3 separate regions of the Homo sapiens genome follow, and all the other regions are linked to region 1. A link is an interaction called in ENCODE POLR2A ChIA-PET data of the cell type or tissue named here. Cell type or tissue: Caco-2. All regions are shown on one strand. Region 1 overlaps DLGAP4 (DLG associated protein 4). Region 2 overlaps DLGAP4 (DLG associated protein 4). Region 3 overlaps SLA2 (Src like adaptor 2).

The links. ChIA-PET counts read pairs that join two places held together with the same protein. Peaks named below come from ENCODE experiments on the same cell type or tissue, not always from the same donor. Only the 100,000 strongest peaks of a DNase experiment are listed, where the experiment ranks them.
Region 2: POLR2A ChIA-PET joins it to region 1 with 6 read pairs; 2 of 35 experiments call an interaction of 5 or more read pairs at or near these places.
Region 3: POLR2A ChIA-PET joins it to region 1 with 8 read pairs; 2 of 35 experiments call an interaction of 5 or more read pairs at or near these places.

Annotation. Positions count from the first base shown.
Region 1 is chr20:36,332,014-36,337,013 of GRCh38, reverse strand. All of the region lies in intron 1 of DLGAP4 (DLG associated protein 4), which reads right to left. Among named protein-coding and RNA genes, the nearest start is that of DLGAP4, 28 kb to the right of the region's middle. RefSeq lists enhancers at 1-616, 2,833-3,494, 3,495-4,154, 4,155-4,816, 4,817-5,000. In Caco-2, no CTCF peak of the experiment used is centred here; a DNase peak (open chromatin) is centred at 2,418.
Region 2 is chr20:36,518,663-36,523,662 of GRCh38, reverse strand. The region is part of intron 10 of DLGAP4 (DLG associated protein 4); the gene reads right to left. The region is part of intron 2 of DLGAP4-AS1 (DLGAP4 antisense RNA 1); the gene reads left to right. Among named protein-coding and RNA genes, the nearest start is that of MYL9, 20 kb to the left of the region's middle. RefSeq lists an enhancer at 4,005-4,074. In Caco-2, no CTCF peak of the experiment used is centred here; no DNase peak of the experiment used is centred here.
Region 3 is chr20:36,622,559-36,627,558 of GRCh38, reverse strand. All of the region lies in intron 5 of SLA2 (Src like adaptor 2), which reads left to right. Among named protein-coding and RNA genes, the nearest start is that of RAB5IF, 19 kb to the right of the region's middle. In Caco-2, no CTCF peak of the experiment used is centred here; no DNase peak of the experiment used is centred here.

The sequences.
Region 1 (5,000 bases):
TCCGCCGTATCTGCTTTTTATTTTAAGTCCAAAATGTATTTGCTGTAGGAGGAGGGAGAGGTGTGCGCACAGCAGAGAGGGGGCTGAGATGGGAGACTGGGTGCGGGCTGGGGGCCCCTCTGGGGTCTGCTGGGCTCCAGTGGCCCCAGGAAGGAGAAGGGGGCTGGCTGTCTCCACAGCAGGCGGGAGCAAAGCTGGACTGACGCCCACTCTGGTTGGATGCAAGGCCACAGTCAAGGGTGGGCACATCAAGGCAGCCAAGGAAACCAGAGGAGTGGGGAGCAGCTGATGGGGGCTGCCCTCTGGGCCCTCCAGTTTCCCAGTTTCCCTGCCCCTGGGACTGCTGGACCCCCATTGTCCCCTTAGTCCCACACACACCCACAGTTAGGAGAGTCACTCATCCACAAACACCTGCTGGTACTCATGCCAGCCATCATCCTAGGGAATGGAGATAAGATGTAAGCCAAACACACAGGGCTGCTGACTTGAAGTCCGGTGGGAAAGATGCAGATTAAACAAACAAATGTACAACATGTCAGGGTGTGATCACAGCCATAGGCATAACAGAGCAGGGAGAAGGGTGAGAGGAGGGCTCTTTGAGGAGGCGACATTTAACACAGGCGGGAAGCCCTGCAGGTGTCTGGGGGCAGAGTCTCAGGCAGAGGAAACAGCAAGCGCAAGGGTCCTAGGGAAGAACATGATTCTGATGGAGCTGCCAATATTGGTCAGGGGAGGAAATCAGGATGGGGCATCAACAGTTGTCTCCTAGGTGACCCTGGAGGCCAGAAACTTCAGCTCTGTGGCCTTTGTCTCGTCGTCAGCCAAATGGGCATGGAAAGATGTCGTAGGTGGTTACGAGGATGGAAATGGAGGAAGTTCGTGGTGGAGGTGCCCCGCAGCTCAGGGCAACACACTATAGGTGTTCCATGGGCATGGACTGGATTGGCAAACTCTCTAAAGGGAACTGTCCCTCTGGAGGCAGGGGAGGAGGGCCCTGGCCACAGGGTGGGAGCAGCGCTTAGAAACAGGAACCTGTCATCCTTCACTCGACAATATTCCTCTCTGATCTGATCTGCCAGGTCCTGCAGGCCCCTGAGTTTGCAACCCCTGGGAGTCAACAAGTCATTACAGGCAGGGAGACCAGGCCCCTAAGAGGGGATGCTTGGGCAGCTCTGGGAAACCAGGTCCCAAAGGAGGAGCTGGAGAAGGCTTCCCAGAGGGGGCAGCTCCACACCTGGGTCAAAAAGGATGTCCAGGTGGGCAAAAGATGAAGGGAGGCACGACGGATGGGGAAACAGCATGTGCAAAGGCAAAGACGGGTCAAACCTCCTGCACGTTCGGGAACAAGAGGGAGGAAGAAGGGGAGGAGAAGGCAGCAACATCTGCTATAAGAGCAGCTGATGTGTCCGGAGCAGCTGTGTCCGGAGCATCTACCACGTGCTAGGCTCAGACACACAGCCTCGCTTGATCCCCACAGTCTCGACAGTCACAATAACATGACCCCCATTTATTGAGTGTTCAGCCTGGGCCAGGGGTTGGATCATCTCTTTATTCCTCTTAACAGCCCTATGGAGGCAGGAACTCAGCACTCCCATTTTATAGATGAGCAAACAGAGGCTGCGGCCATTTAAGCATCTTGCTCAAGGTCCTGCAGCCAGTAAGCAGCAAAGATGAGACTGAAACCCAGGTGTGTCCCACCAGCTCCCTACCAACAGGTCCATTTACAAATCAATGTCATGCCATCTGTGCTGGGAAAATCTTCTGGTTGTATCACAGGCAGAGAACTGAGGCCTGGCGGTGGCTGTACCATGGTCTCAACGGCAGGGTCCCCTAGTCTCCCCATGGAAGGCTTCACAGCCCCCATCTCAAAAGCCTCCAGCTCTGTAAGAGGTGGGGTGAACGCTTGGCAAGGCTTCTTCCCACCCACCCCAGGGGCTCAGGTGCCAGCTCCAACCTGCAGCTTTAATTAAAAGGCCTTTTCAAACCATTAACAGCAATAATAATAAAATCCCAAATAGGAACAATAAAGCAGTATGACTGTCGGAGAATTAAAATGGGCACCTGGCGTTCTGCCACCCCCGGGGGGCAATCGGGCTCAGGCGGGAGGCATGATTTTCACCTCCAATAGACACGTCGGTCCCAGATACAGGCTGAGAGGCAGGACTGGGGGAAAGGGACCACCCTGTGCCGGCGACCCAGCTGCCCCTAGGCCACTGTGGAGATCCTCACAAAGAAAGCCTTAGCTGCCGTGTCTCCAGCAGCCCCAACTCCCAATCTCAGTAACCAGCATTCCTCACCTCCAGGGCTCAGCCAGACTGCCTTCCTTGCCCTTCACCTAGCCCAGTACAAAATCCAGCAGGCTCTGCCTCTAAAATTGGGTTGGCCCCTCGCCTTGACCTCCCCAGCCCCTGTCCCGATTCAGGCCACCTTCATCTCCCCTGAAAACAGCACCAGCCTCCTACGTGGGGTCTCCATGGCCACCTGGGCCCCTGCAAATTGCACTCCCTGCTGCACACACAGGGGGCTTTTCGAACCACAAGCCAAGCCCTGTCTCCGCTGCTATGCCCCTCAGACCTCAATGGTTCTCCTTTCCCCGGCCCTCAGGTCACACTCCTTCTCATCTGTTCCCTGAGTGAGCTTAGATTCTCTCACCTCGTGGCCTTTGCAGGATGCTGGTCAGACACCTCCCTGACCAGCTCGCCATCAGCCAGCAGAGCTCAGCCTCAGTAATACCCCCTGAAAAGTCTCTGATAACTCTCCCAGCCCCCAGAGGCCCTGCAGACCAACCCCCTAATTGTTGTTTTCCACACTGTAGCATTTTTGTCAATTTCTGGTCTGCCCACCCTCCACCTCTCATGTGAGAGCCCTGGGAGGCCAGGGGCTGGGTCTGGCTTGTTCACCGCTGTGCTTCTGGTGCCCAGCCCTGTGCCTGGCACACAGAGCTCAATCTGTGTTTGCTGAATGACGCAGCACACACGACATCCTTGCTGTCCACAGAGTCGCCACTCCCCAGATACCTGGTCACCCCTGTGGGTTGTGGGTCGCTGGGTGGGGACAGTGGCTTTCCAGCCTGCCTGGGTTTCTTGCTCCTAGTGCCTCTAAAGGCAGGTCCCATGAGTTTCCCAAGTTCTGCCTTAGCTCCATAATGGCAGGGAGTGGGGAAAATTATCTATGTTTTCACCCATTTGGGAAACACCTGTCAGTGCATCCTCAGTAACAGCCCGAAGCTGGGTACCCAAGATCCACACCCATGTGGACCCACCCTTGAAGGGCTTCGAGGCCAGCAGGGGCAGACCCAGCCAGGAAGACCTGGCCTACAGAATGCCGTGTGATGTGCAGGGCAGAAGGGCAGAGTGGTTCGCGGGGAGTCACACAGCAACCCACACATTTGAATCCTCACCCATGCTATGCAGCCTTGGGCAAGCCTCAGTTTCCTCACAGGACTGCTACAAGGAATCAAAGCCATCCACTGGATAAAGGAGGAAGCATAGCACAGCCATGACCACCCAGGGAGTCAGGGGAGGCTTCTGAGAGGAGGCGACATTGGAATCAAGCCTTGAAACATGCACGGGAATCCACCAGGCACACAGAGGCGCATCAGGCAGAGGGGAAGCGTGGGCAAAGGTAGAGTGGCTGGAACGGAGTGAGGTGCTCAGGGAGCTCAGGGGTTTTAGAAAAAAAAACCCTCTATTAACTTCTTAGTATGAAAAATGTCAAGCACACACCAATAGAAGGAGAAGAGCTGCATTTTCATGGTGCATTTGCAGCAGGATGAGTATGCTGCCCTGATGCCCTCTGAACCCTGTCCCCATCCTCTGTGACCCTCAAAGTGGGACCAGATGGCCTCGGAATCCACTGCAAGGCCAAGGTCTCTGAAGCCCCCACAACTTCTCAAACCAACCAGGCAGAACAAATGTTCAGTCGTTAAGAGCCGGAGGTAGCATCTCCCTTTTACTAGCTAGTAAAAAAAGAGAGAGAAAGAAGAAAAAATAAGTCTTTTTCCAGCCAGACTACATCCTGCATCTGAGAGGGTGAGAATTTGCTCTTGGAAGGAAAGAAAGAGCCTCCTGTCTGGAGCTTCCTCTTTGAAGCTCCATGAATATACATGGTGGCAGGCGAGAGTGTTCTTTGAGATGCTAACAAGCTGCCTTACCTTGGAAAATTGAGGTCATGGCTCAGAAGGGGCCTTGACTGGTGGGGGGCTGGGATGGGAGGGGAGGTGCTAGAGAGAATAGAGACCCAGGCAGGCCCAGCTCTGATCCTGGGCAACTCCTTTCCCCTCTGAGTCTCCACTTCCTCACCTGTGAAATGGGGGCACCTCCTCCTGGGGCTGCCGGGACAGATGATGCACAGTGAGGCACCCAAGATGGCACAGGCGGGCGGATCACTTGAGGTTAGGAGTTTGAGACCAGCCTGACCAACATGGCAAAACCCTGTCTCTACTAAAAATACAAAAATTAGCTGGGTGCAGTGGCGGGCGCCTGTAGTCCCAGCTACTAGGGAGGCTGAGGGAGAAGACCTGCTTGAACCCCAGAGGCAGAGGTTGCAGTGAACAGAGATCGTGCCACTGCACTCCAACCTGAGCAACAGAGTGAGACCCTGTCTCAAACAAAGAAACAAAAAAACAAAACAAAACAAAAAAAACAAAAAACGGAACGGGCGGGACAGGGAAAGTCTGCAGGTGTCAAAAGGAGAGGAAAGGAGGGGGGCCGTGGAGATCGGGCCATTTCTTGGTGAAGAGGATGAGGCTCAAAGGCTGGGAAGGACTCATTGGAAGGCTCTGAATCCCTTGCCCAGCCCAGCCTCCTGCCCCTACCCAGACCTCATCCTCTCCATCCCGTCCAGATGACTGGCCCAGCCTTCTCCTGGGCATCCCTTCTCCAGAGGAAGTCTCATGCCCATGAATCTGATCACATCACCTCCCAGCTCCAAGCTTTCCAAGGTCTCTGGCTTGACTCAGGGAAAACCCATGTCCTTCCTATGGCTAGACGCACCCCCTG
Region 2 (5,000 bases), 190 kb before region 1:
GACTCATAAATATTTTTAAGAAACTGAAGCAGAACTCTTCTCAGAAAAAGGAACTAGGTGTAAGTAGTTTTACAGCTGAGGTATTAAAAACTTTCAAAGAACAGGAAATCCCTTTTTTATATATTCCGTTCCAGAGATTAAATAAACATGGAAAATGATGCAACTGGTTTTAAGAACTCTGAGAGCAGATAGGACATGCCAAGAATGGACCACTTTCACTAACATAAATGTAGAAGTCTTAAAGTATAAGCAAATAGGATCTATCAGAAGAATTGTAAAAAATAAATATCCTAATCGAGAAGTCTCTTTAACCCAGGAATACAAGGTTGATCTTGTATTATGACTTCTAGTTTTAAAGTGCTGGCATCAGCCGGGCATAGTGGCTCATGCCTGTAATCCCAGCACTTAGGGAGGCAGGAGGTCTCCACCAAAAATACAAAAAATTAGCTGGGTGTGCTAGTGCGCATCTGTGGTCCCAGCTACCTGGGAGGCAGAGGCTGTGGTGAGCTTAGACCATGCCACTGCACTCCAGCCTGGGGGACAGAGTGAGACCCCCTGCCTCAAAAAAATCATAAAGTACTGGCACAGCTGAGCACTTTGAGAGGCCTAGGCCACGGGGTATAAAAGTCCATCTCTACAGAAAATACAAAAATAAGCCAGGCATGGTAGCATGTGCCTGTAGCCCCAGCTACTTGGGAGGATCACTTGAACTAGGTAGGTTGAGGCTGCAGTGAGCTGTGATGACAGCATTGCACTCCAGCCTGAGTGACAAAGTGAGACCTTGCCCCCACCCCCACCACACACAAAAGGTGCTGGCATAAAGACAGTGCCACCCATCCCCAACCCCCTTAGAAATCACTGAAAAGCAAACAAAGTAAACAAGATGGGGGAGGCTGAGGCGGGTGGATCACAAGGTCAGGAATTCGAGACCAGTCTGGCCAACCTGGTAAAACCCTGTCTCTACTAAAAATACAAAATTAGCCAGGCGTGGTGGCCCATGCCTGTAATCCCAGCTATTTGGGAGGCTGAGATAGGAGAATCTGAACCTGGGAGGCGGAGGTTGCAGTGAGCCAAGATCACGCCCACTACGCTCCAGCGTGGGTGGCAGAGTAAGACTCCATCTCAAAAACCAAACAAACAAAAGGAGCATACCCAATAATCTCTTATTTGAAATAATCTCTTATTTGAAATTAAAAAAGGAGGCTTGGGCATAGTGGCTCAGACCTATAATCCCAGTACTTTAGGAGGCTTGAGGCAGGAGGATCACTTGAGCCCAGGAGTTCAAGACCAGCCTGGGCAACAAAGTGAAACCCTCTCTCTATGAAAAAATTCAAAAATTAGCTGGGTGTGGTAGTGGATGCCCATAGTCCCAGCTATCCAGGAGGCAAGGCGGGGCGGGAGGATTGTTTGAACCCAGGGTTTCAAGGCTGCAGTGAACTATGATGGCACCACTGCATTCCTCCAACCTGGGTGACAGAGCAAGACCCTGTCTCAAAAACAAAAAAGAAAGAGTGTGGACTGCAGCAAGAGCTTTCCTGAACCTAGCCGGCAACAAGGAGAATGACAGAGGTGGGGAGGTCCTGCACTGTGAGGAGCCCTGTAGTTGCCTGTGGAGAAGAAAATCCTGATAGAACTCTTCCAGGCACCCATCCCACGTACAGATTCCTGCCAGCCTGGGACACAGTCCTGGCCCGTCTCTCACAATGATCTACTTACAAGAGCTCATCAAGAAAGAATTCACCTCATTAAGAAATTAGTAATTAAAAGGGAACTGACACAGGAGTTAAAGATATTACAGGAACAGCAAATGGCACATGAATACTTACCAGAAATTGTTGCCAGGGAATAGATGAAAATTGTAACATTTATCCAAGAATATGTAAAAGAGCTCAAAGCAGAGATAGTAAGACAATGGAAAGAGATAAAACAGGGGCTCTGGAACTAGAGCAGGAGGAAAATCAGGCCATCATAGAAACAAGGCCACCCTGGAGATCGTACAGAGATTCAACCCTGCTGAGGACTTGTCCTGAGTAGCAGAGCCCTACAGGGAGAGGAGGGCTGAAAGGCTTCAGGTACAAAATGCTTCAGCTGCCCCATGAATAGAATAAAACTTTAATTTTAAATGAATAGTTAAGCTGGGGGGAATAAAATGAGCTCCCCAGGGTAGACAGTGGGGACCTGTGTCTGGCTTAGTTTAAAGAAGAGTGGGAATAAAAGGGAGTCTTAATTATTATATAAGACTGCACCTGGGTACTTTATCTTTTTAGAAACAGAAGTAGGGACTAAGTAATAAAAAAGAAAAACTACTAAAAAGAGATTCAGAGGCATGGAAGAGAAAGAACATGCATCTATCAGAGTTCTAAAAGGGGACAGAGGGATGGGAGAAATCAGAGGGATCATGGTTATGAACGTGGAGGCTCACGCCTGTAATCCCAGCACTTTGAAAGGCAAAGGCCAAGGCAGGCAGATCACTCGAGGCCAGGAGTTCGAGAGCAACCTGGGCAACATGGCAAAACTCCGTCTCTACTAAAAATACAAAAAATAGCCAGATGTGGTGGCACATGCCTGTAATCCCAGCACTTTGGGAGGCCAAGGTGAGGTCGGCAGTTCAAGACCAGCCTGGTCAACATGGCAAAACCCCATCTCTACTAAAAATACTAAAATTAGCCGGGCTTGGTGGTGGACACCTGTAATCCCAGCTACTCAGGAGGCTGAGGCAGGAGAATCACTTGAACCCGGGAGGCAGAGGTTGCAGTGAGCCAAGATCACGCTACTGCACTCCGGCCTGGGTAACAGAGGGAGACTCTGTCTCAAACAAACAAAACTCTCAGATGAAAACATAAGACCAAATCTCCATGACCTTGGATTTTGCAATGGTTTCTTAAGACACCAAAAGCATAAGCAATGAAAGAAGGGGAAAAAAAAAAAGCAGATAAAGAAGGGAAAAAAAAGCAGATAAACTAGACGTCATTAAATGGAAAACTTTTTATGCATCGAAGGACACTATGAAGAAAAAAGCTGGGTGTGGTGGCTTATGCCTATAATCCTAGCCCTTTGAGAGGCTGAGGTGGGTGTATCACTTGAGGTCAGGAGTTTGAGACCAGTCTGCCCAACATGGTGAAACCCTGTCTCTACTAAGAATACAAAAATTAGCTAGGCTGGTGACGCATGCCTATTAATCGCAGCTACTCGGGGGTGCTGAGGCAGGAGAATCACTTGAACCTGGGAGGTGGAGGGTGCAGTGAGCTGAGATTGTGCCACTGCACTCCAGCCTGGGCAACAGAGTGAGACTCTGTCTCATAGAAAAAAAGACACTATGAAGAAATGAAGCCAACGCACAGAATGGGAGAAAATCTCTGCAAATCATGTATCTGATAAGGGTTTAATGCCAAGAATATATATATATAAGAATTCCCTACAACTGAACAACAAAAAGATAAACCCAGTTTTAAAATGTACAAGGATAGTTCTCCAAAGATAGATGTTCAGTAAATATGCTCAACATCTCAACAGCATTAGTCATCAGGGAACTGCACATCAAAACCATAATGATACTTCATACCCATTAAGATAGCTATCAAGGCTCCTGCCTGTAATCCCAGAACTTTAGGAGGCCGAGGTGGAGTACCACTTGAGCCTGGGAGTTCAGGACCAGCCTGGGCAACACAGTGAGACCTCTTCTCTACCAAAAGAAAAAAAAAAAAACAAACTGGGCATGGTGGTGCACACCTGTAGTCCCAGCTACACAGGAGGCTGAGGTGGGAGGATTGCTTGAGCCCAGAAGGTCAAGGCTGCAGTGAGCTATGATGGCACTATTGTTAATTTCAGCCTGGGCAGCAGAGTGAAACCCTGTCTCCAGAACAAACAAACAAACAAACAAACCCCAAAAGCTATCAAGAAAAGTGGAAGCAAGTGTTGCAAAGATGTGGAGAGATTGGAACCCTGTGCATTACTGGTAGGAATATAAAATGATGCAGCTGCTGTGGAAAATAGTTGGGTGGTTCCTCAGAAAGCGAGACATAGATCTGCCACATGATCAACCAATTCCACTTCTGGGTATAAACCCAAAAGAATTGAAAACAGACTTAAACAGATACTTGTACGCCAATATTTATAGCAGTTTGACTCACAGTAGCCAAAAGGTAGAAACAACCCAAGTGTCTGTCAATAGATGAATAGACTCTGACTAAAAAGAAAATCTGTGTGTACATGCACGCACGCACACGCACGCACACAGACAGAAAACTCTAAACCTCATATAAAATATACTTCTCACACATGGAACATTTGCTAAAAATGACCACATTCTTGGCCATAAAATATACAATAAATTAAATTACAAAGAACTGACTGGGTATCATACAGATCATGTGTTTTGTTTTTGAGATAGGGTCTCTGTCTTGTCACCCAGGCTGGAGTGCAGTGGTGCCATCACGGCTCACTGCAGCCTTGACCTTCTGTGCGTGCGCAATCCTCCTGCCTTAGCTTCCTGTGTAGCTAGGACTACAGGAGTGCACCACCACGCCCAGCTAATTTTTTTTTTTTTGAGATGGAGTCTCGCACTGTTGCCCGGGCTGGTGTGCAGTGGTACGATCTCGGCTCGCTGCAACCTCTGCCTCCCGGGTTCAAGCGATTCTCCTGCCTCAGTCTCCCAAGTAGCTGGGACTACAGGCGCGCACCACCACACCTGGCTAATTTTTGTATTTTTAGTAGAGATGGGGGTTTCACGATGTTGACCAGGCTAGTCTCGAACTCCTGACCTCGTGATCCGCCTGCCTCAGCCTCCCAAAGTGCTGGGATTACAGGCATGAACCACTGCGCCCGGCCTAATTTTTTATTTATTTATTTATTTTTTAAATAGAGAAGAGGTCCTGCTATGTTTCCCAGGCTGGTCTTAAACTTCTAGGCTGAACTGATCCTCCTGCCTCAGCCTTTCAAAGTGCTAGGATTGTAGGCATGAGCCACCAGATCATGTTTTTTGACATTAATATAAATAGGTT
Region 3 (5,000 bases), 290 kb before region 1:
CCCCTGCAGGGCTCACCTCTGTCCACTGTCAGTTGGGAAACACTTACTGAGCATCTCCTCCGAGTCAGGCCTGCTAAGTCATGGCTTTTGTCCTCAGGGTGCAGACAGTGGAGGGTGCAACATTCAATCCCTAAAGCTTCTTAGAGGCCTCAGCAGAGAAGGTTCAGGAGGGTCCTGCTAGGCCCACTTCTCACATGCAGCTCCTTATCTGATCCCTCATCCCTCACTCCCAGCATCATCACTGGAATACCTGACCCCAGAGGTCCCGGAGGTGATGTTGCCTAAGCCTGCTGGAGCTTTCTGAAATTAGGACCTTATACTTGGCCTTTCTTTCTGGTGGGTCCTCCTCTAGGCTCCGCGTCCAGCCACAGCTTCCACTGTTCCCTCTGGACCCTCTGCCCACCAGCCACTCTGTAAACACCTTGTTCTTTCTACCGCTGCATCCTTACACATACCCCTCCCTCCATCTGGAAAGCCTGCCCTCCGCTTCTCCTCACGGCAAGCTCACACTCATCCTTCGCCATTCTTTCCAGTGGGACTTTCCCAGACTACCACCTACCCAGACTATCGCCTTCCCAGACTATCACCTACCCAGGCTATCGCCTTCCCATACTATGTCAATTTTTGTTCTCAACTCCCATAGCATCTTGAAAATACCTCTTCTGTAGCTATAATAGGTTTATCTCTTTTCTTTTCCTCTTTTTTTTTTTTTTTTTGAGATGGAGTCTTGCTGTCGCCCAGGCTGGAATGCAGTTGGCGGGATCTCGGCTCACTGCAAGCTCTGCCTCCCGGTTTCACGCCATTCTCCTGCCTCAGCCTCCCGAGTAGCTGGGACCACAGGCGGCTGCCACCACACCCGGCTAATTTTTTGTATTAGTAGAGATGGGGTTTCACCATGTTAGCCAGGATGGTCTCGATCTCCTGACCTTGTGATCTGCCCGTCTGGGCCTCCCAAAGTGCTGGGATTACAGGCATGAGCCACCGCGCCCAGACTTTTTTTTTTTTAAGACAGGGTCACCCAAGCTGGAGTGCGGTGGCACTATCTCGGCTCACTGCAACCTCCACCTCCCAGGCCCAAGCGATTCTCCCACCTCAGCCTCCTGAGTAGCTGGGACTACAGGTGAATGCTTCCACGCCCTGCGAATTTTTGTGTGTGTTTTTTTTTTTTTAGACGGAGTCTCGTTCTGTCATTGGGCTGGAGTGCAGTGGCACAATCTCGGCTCATTGCAACCTATGCCTCCTGGGTTCAAGCAATTCTCCTGCCTCAGCCTCCCGAGTAGCTAGGATTACAGGTGCGTGCCACCACGCCCAGCTAATTTTTGTATTTTTAGTAGAGACAGGGTTTCACCATGTTGGCCAGGATGGTCTTGATCTCTTGACCTTGTGATCTACCCACCTTGGCATCGTAAAGTACTGGGATTACAGGCATGAGCCACTGCGCCCAGCTGTATTTTTTTTTAAAGTCAGGGTTTTGCCATGTTGCCCTGGCTGGTCTTGAACTCCTGACCTCAAGTGATCCACCCACCTTGGCCTCCCAAAGTGCTCAGATTACAGGCGTGACCCACCATGTCTGGCCCAGGTAATTTTTGTATTTTGAGTAGAAACAGGGTTTGGCCATGTTGCCCAGGCTAGTCTTGAACTTCTGACCTCAGGTGATCTGCCCACCTTGGCCTTCCAAAGTGCTGGGTTTATAGGCATGAGCCACCACACCCAGCTTTTTTTTTTTTTTTTTTTGACAGGATCTCACTCTATTGCCCAGGCTGGAGTGCAGTGGCACAATCATGGTTCACTGCAGTCTTGAACTTGTGGGCTCAAGTGATCCTCCCACCTCAGCTTCTTGAGTAGCTGGAACTACAGGCGTGCACCACCATGCCTAACTTTTAAATTTTTGTAGAGACAGGATCTCACTCTATTGCCCAGGCTGGTCTCGAACTCCTGGGCTCAAGCCATCCTCCCGCCTTAGACTTCCCAAGTGCTGGGATTACAGGCATGAGCCACCACAGCTGGCTAAATTTATTTCCTAAAACAAAATCATGGCCGGGCACAGTGGCTCATGCCTGTAATCCCAGCACTTTGAGAGGCCGAGGCGGGGGAATCACCTGAGGACAGAGTTCGAGACCAGCCTGGCTAACATGGTGAAACCCCATCTCTATTAAAAATACAAAAAAATTAGACAGGCATGGTGGCAGGTACCTATAATGGCAGCTATTCAGGAGGCTGAGGCAGGAGAATTGCTTGAAACCAGGAGGTGGAGGTTGCAGTGAGCTGAGATCATGCAATTGTGTTCCAGGCTGGGCAACAAGAGCAAAACTCCATCTCAAAAAAAAAAAAAAAAAAAAAAATCAGGGTACGTGGTCTGATGAGAATAATACAGGAACTAAATACTTGAAATGAGGACCATTAAGGAAAATCCCAGCTGTGGATGTGCTGACAAGACAGCACTTATTTCCCCGAGTGTGATGATTTCATACCTGTGTCTGGGCCCAGAGCAGAGTGTCCAGCATGTGGTGGGTGCTCAGCAGATGTTTACTGAATAAATGAATGAGCAGGTGAGTACACCTATGCATGTTGAGAGGGGGAGAGAGGATGAAGAGCTGGGAGAGACTGCCCCCCAAACAGGAAGATTCAGGCTGTTTGTAGCATCAGTTCCAAGGACAGAACCAAAGTCACCTCCTCATCACCCCTAGTGACCTGCTCCCCTGTCAGTCAACTGGACCTGTGTGCCCCACAGCACTCCGTCTTCAGCTAAGGGCTGGCTCTGGGTGGGCCCTCTGTCCTCAGGGAAGGGTAGGTCTTAGTAAATGCTCAATATGTGTTTGCTGCAAATCATGCAATGATAGGCCTTCAAGAATCATTCCCAACACCATCTGTGCTCACAGACAGTAGGAGTGCAAATGGTGATGAGCTCTCCTTAAAACTGCTTGTAATCGTGGCTCCGTCCGAGTGTTTATCACAGAGACTCAGTCATTCATTCAACAAATAGATACTGTGTGCTGACTTTGTGCCAAGCACTGTTCAAAACACGAGATTCTGCAGTATGAAAAGCAAGATTCCTGCCCACAATCTAGTTGGCAAGGTGGACAGTAAACAAATAAGAAAAGAGTGTGAGAGTGATAAGTGCCAAGAGGAAACAAAGCAGCGTTCAGAGGACACAGAGTGCCAGGGTGTGAGTGTGAGTACAGGCCTCAGGGAGGCGCGTCCTCAGCAGGCGGTCAGGGAAGACAGGATGAGGGGAGTGGCGAGTTTAGAGTCAGGTCACACAGAGCCTTTCCAGGGAGAGGACTTGGGATTGATTTTAAGTGTGACAGGGAGGATTCTGAGTAGGGGCATGAGACGACCTGACCCCTCCTTCCTGCTGAGAAGAGAGGATGCCGCGCAGGAAGCCGTAGTAGGCTCTCTCCAGGTGAGAAGTGGTTGGATCTTAGCTGTGTTCTGACCACACCCAACAGGGCTTTCTGTTGGGCTGGATGTGAGGCTGAGACAGGAAGCAATCAGGAATGGATGACTCCTGACCTCTTTATCCCTGAGACCACCAACCAGATCCCAAGTGTAGCTACCCTTTCTGATTCTAATAACTGTCGTGACAGTGGCTGGGGTGGGTGGTTCAAGAACCATGCAAAAGTTATAAGGTCTTGGTCACTAGTTCAGCTGGGTTGGTTGGCCTTCTGGGCCTATTTTCAAATATTTAGCGCATTCCCAGCCACAGAATTTTTTAGGGTTACAGCACAGCTCAAGAAGAGACTCTTCTCAAAGGTACAGAATACAGGCCAGGCGTGGTGGTGCACACCTATAGCCCCAGCTACTTGGGAGGCTGAGGCAACAGGATCACTCAAGCCCAGGAGTTTGAGGCCTGCCTGAGCAACACAGTGAAACTGTCTCTAAAAAAGAAAAAGAAAAAAAAAATAAAGGTACAAAGGTCAAAGGGCTCCCAGTCAGGCAAAGAAAACAAAGAAAACGAAGCAGAGACCCTACTGGGGTCAATACACTTCTCAAAGCATATTGACTCTGGGTCACCTTACTAAATTTACTTTTAGTTCTAGTAGCTTTTTGGCAGATTCCTTATGATTATCTACATATGATTGTATTACCTGTAAGTAAAGGCAGCTGTATTATTTTCCAATCCATATACTTTAAATTTATTTTTCTTGTGTTATTGCACTTGTTAGGACCTTTAGTACAACACTGAGTAGAAGCGGTAAGAACATTATTGCTTTGTTCCCAATCTTAGATGGAAAATAATCAATCTTTCCTATTAAGCATGCTGTCGATTTTTTTTTTTTTTTTTTTTTTTTGAGATGTAATGTCACTCTGTCACCCAGGCTGGAGTGCAGTGGCCTGATCTCGGCTCACTGCAACGTCTGCCTCCTGGTTCAAACAATACCTTGCCTCAGCCTCTGGAGTACCTGAGATTACAGGCACACGCCATCATGCCCAGCTAATTTTTCTATTTTTGTAGAGATGGGGGTTTCACCATGTTGGCCAGGCTGGTCTTGAACTCCTGGCCTCAGGTGATCAGCAAGCCTCGGCCTCCCAAAGTGTTGGGATTACAGGCATGAGCCACCGCACCTAGCCTTAGCTGTAGATTTTTCACAGATGCTTTGTATCAGGTACTCTTCTGTGGTAGGCAGAATCATCATCCCCCCCAACAATGTTCAGGTCCTGATCTGCAGCACCTGTGAATATGTTACCTTACATTGCAAAAAGAGTTTGCAGATGTGATTAAGGATTTTGAGGTGGGAAGATTATTTTGGATTGTCCAGATGGACCCAATATAATCACCAGGATGCTTACGAGAGGGAGGTAGGAGGGTGAGAGTTAGAGACAGGAAGATGCTACTGGCTGTGAAGACTGAGGAAGGGGCCATGAGCAGAGGGATCCATATGGCTTCTAGAAACTGGAAAAGGGAATGGATTTCTTCTCTAGAGTCTGCAAAAGGAACATTGCCTTGCTGACACCTTGATTTTTGTCCAGTGAAACTCATTTCAGACTTCTAACCTCCA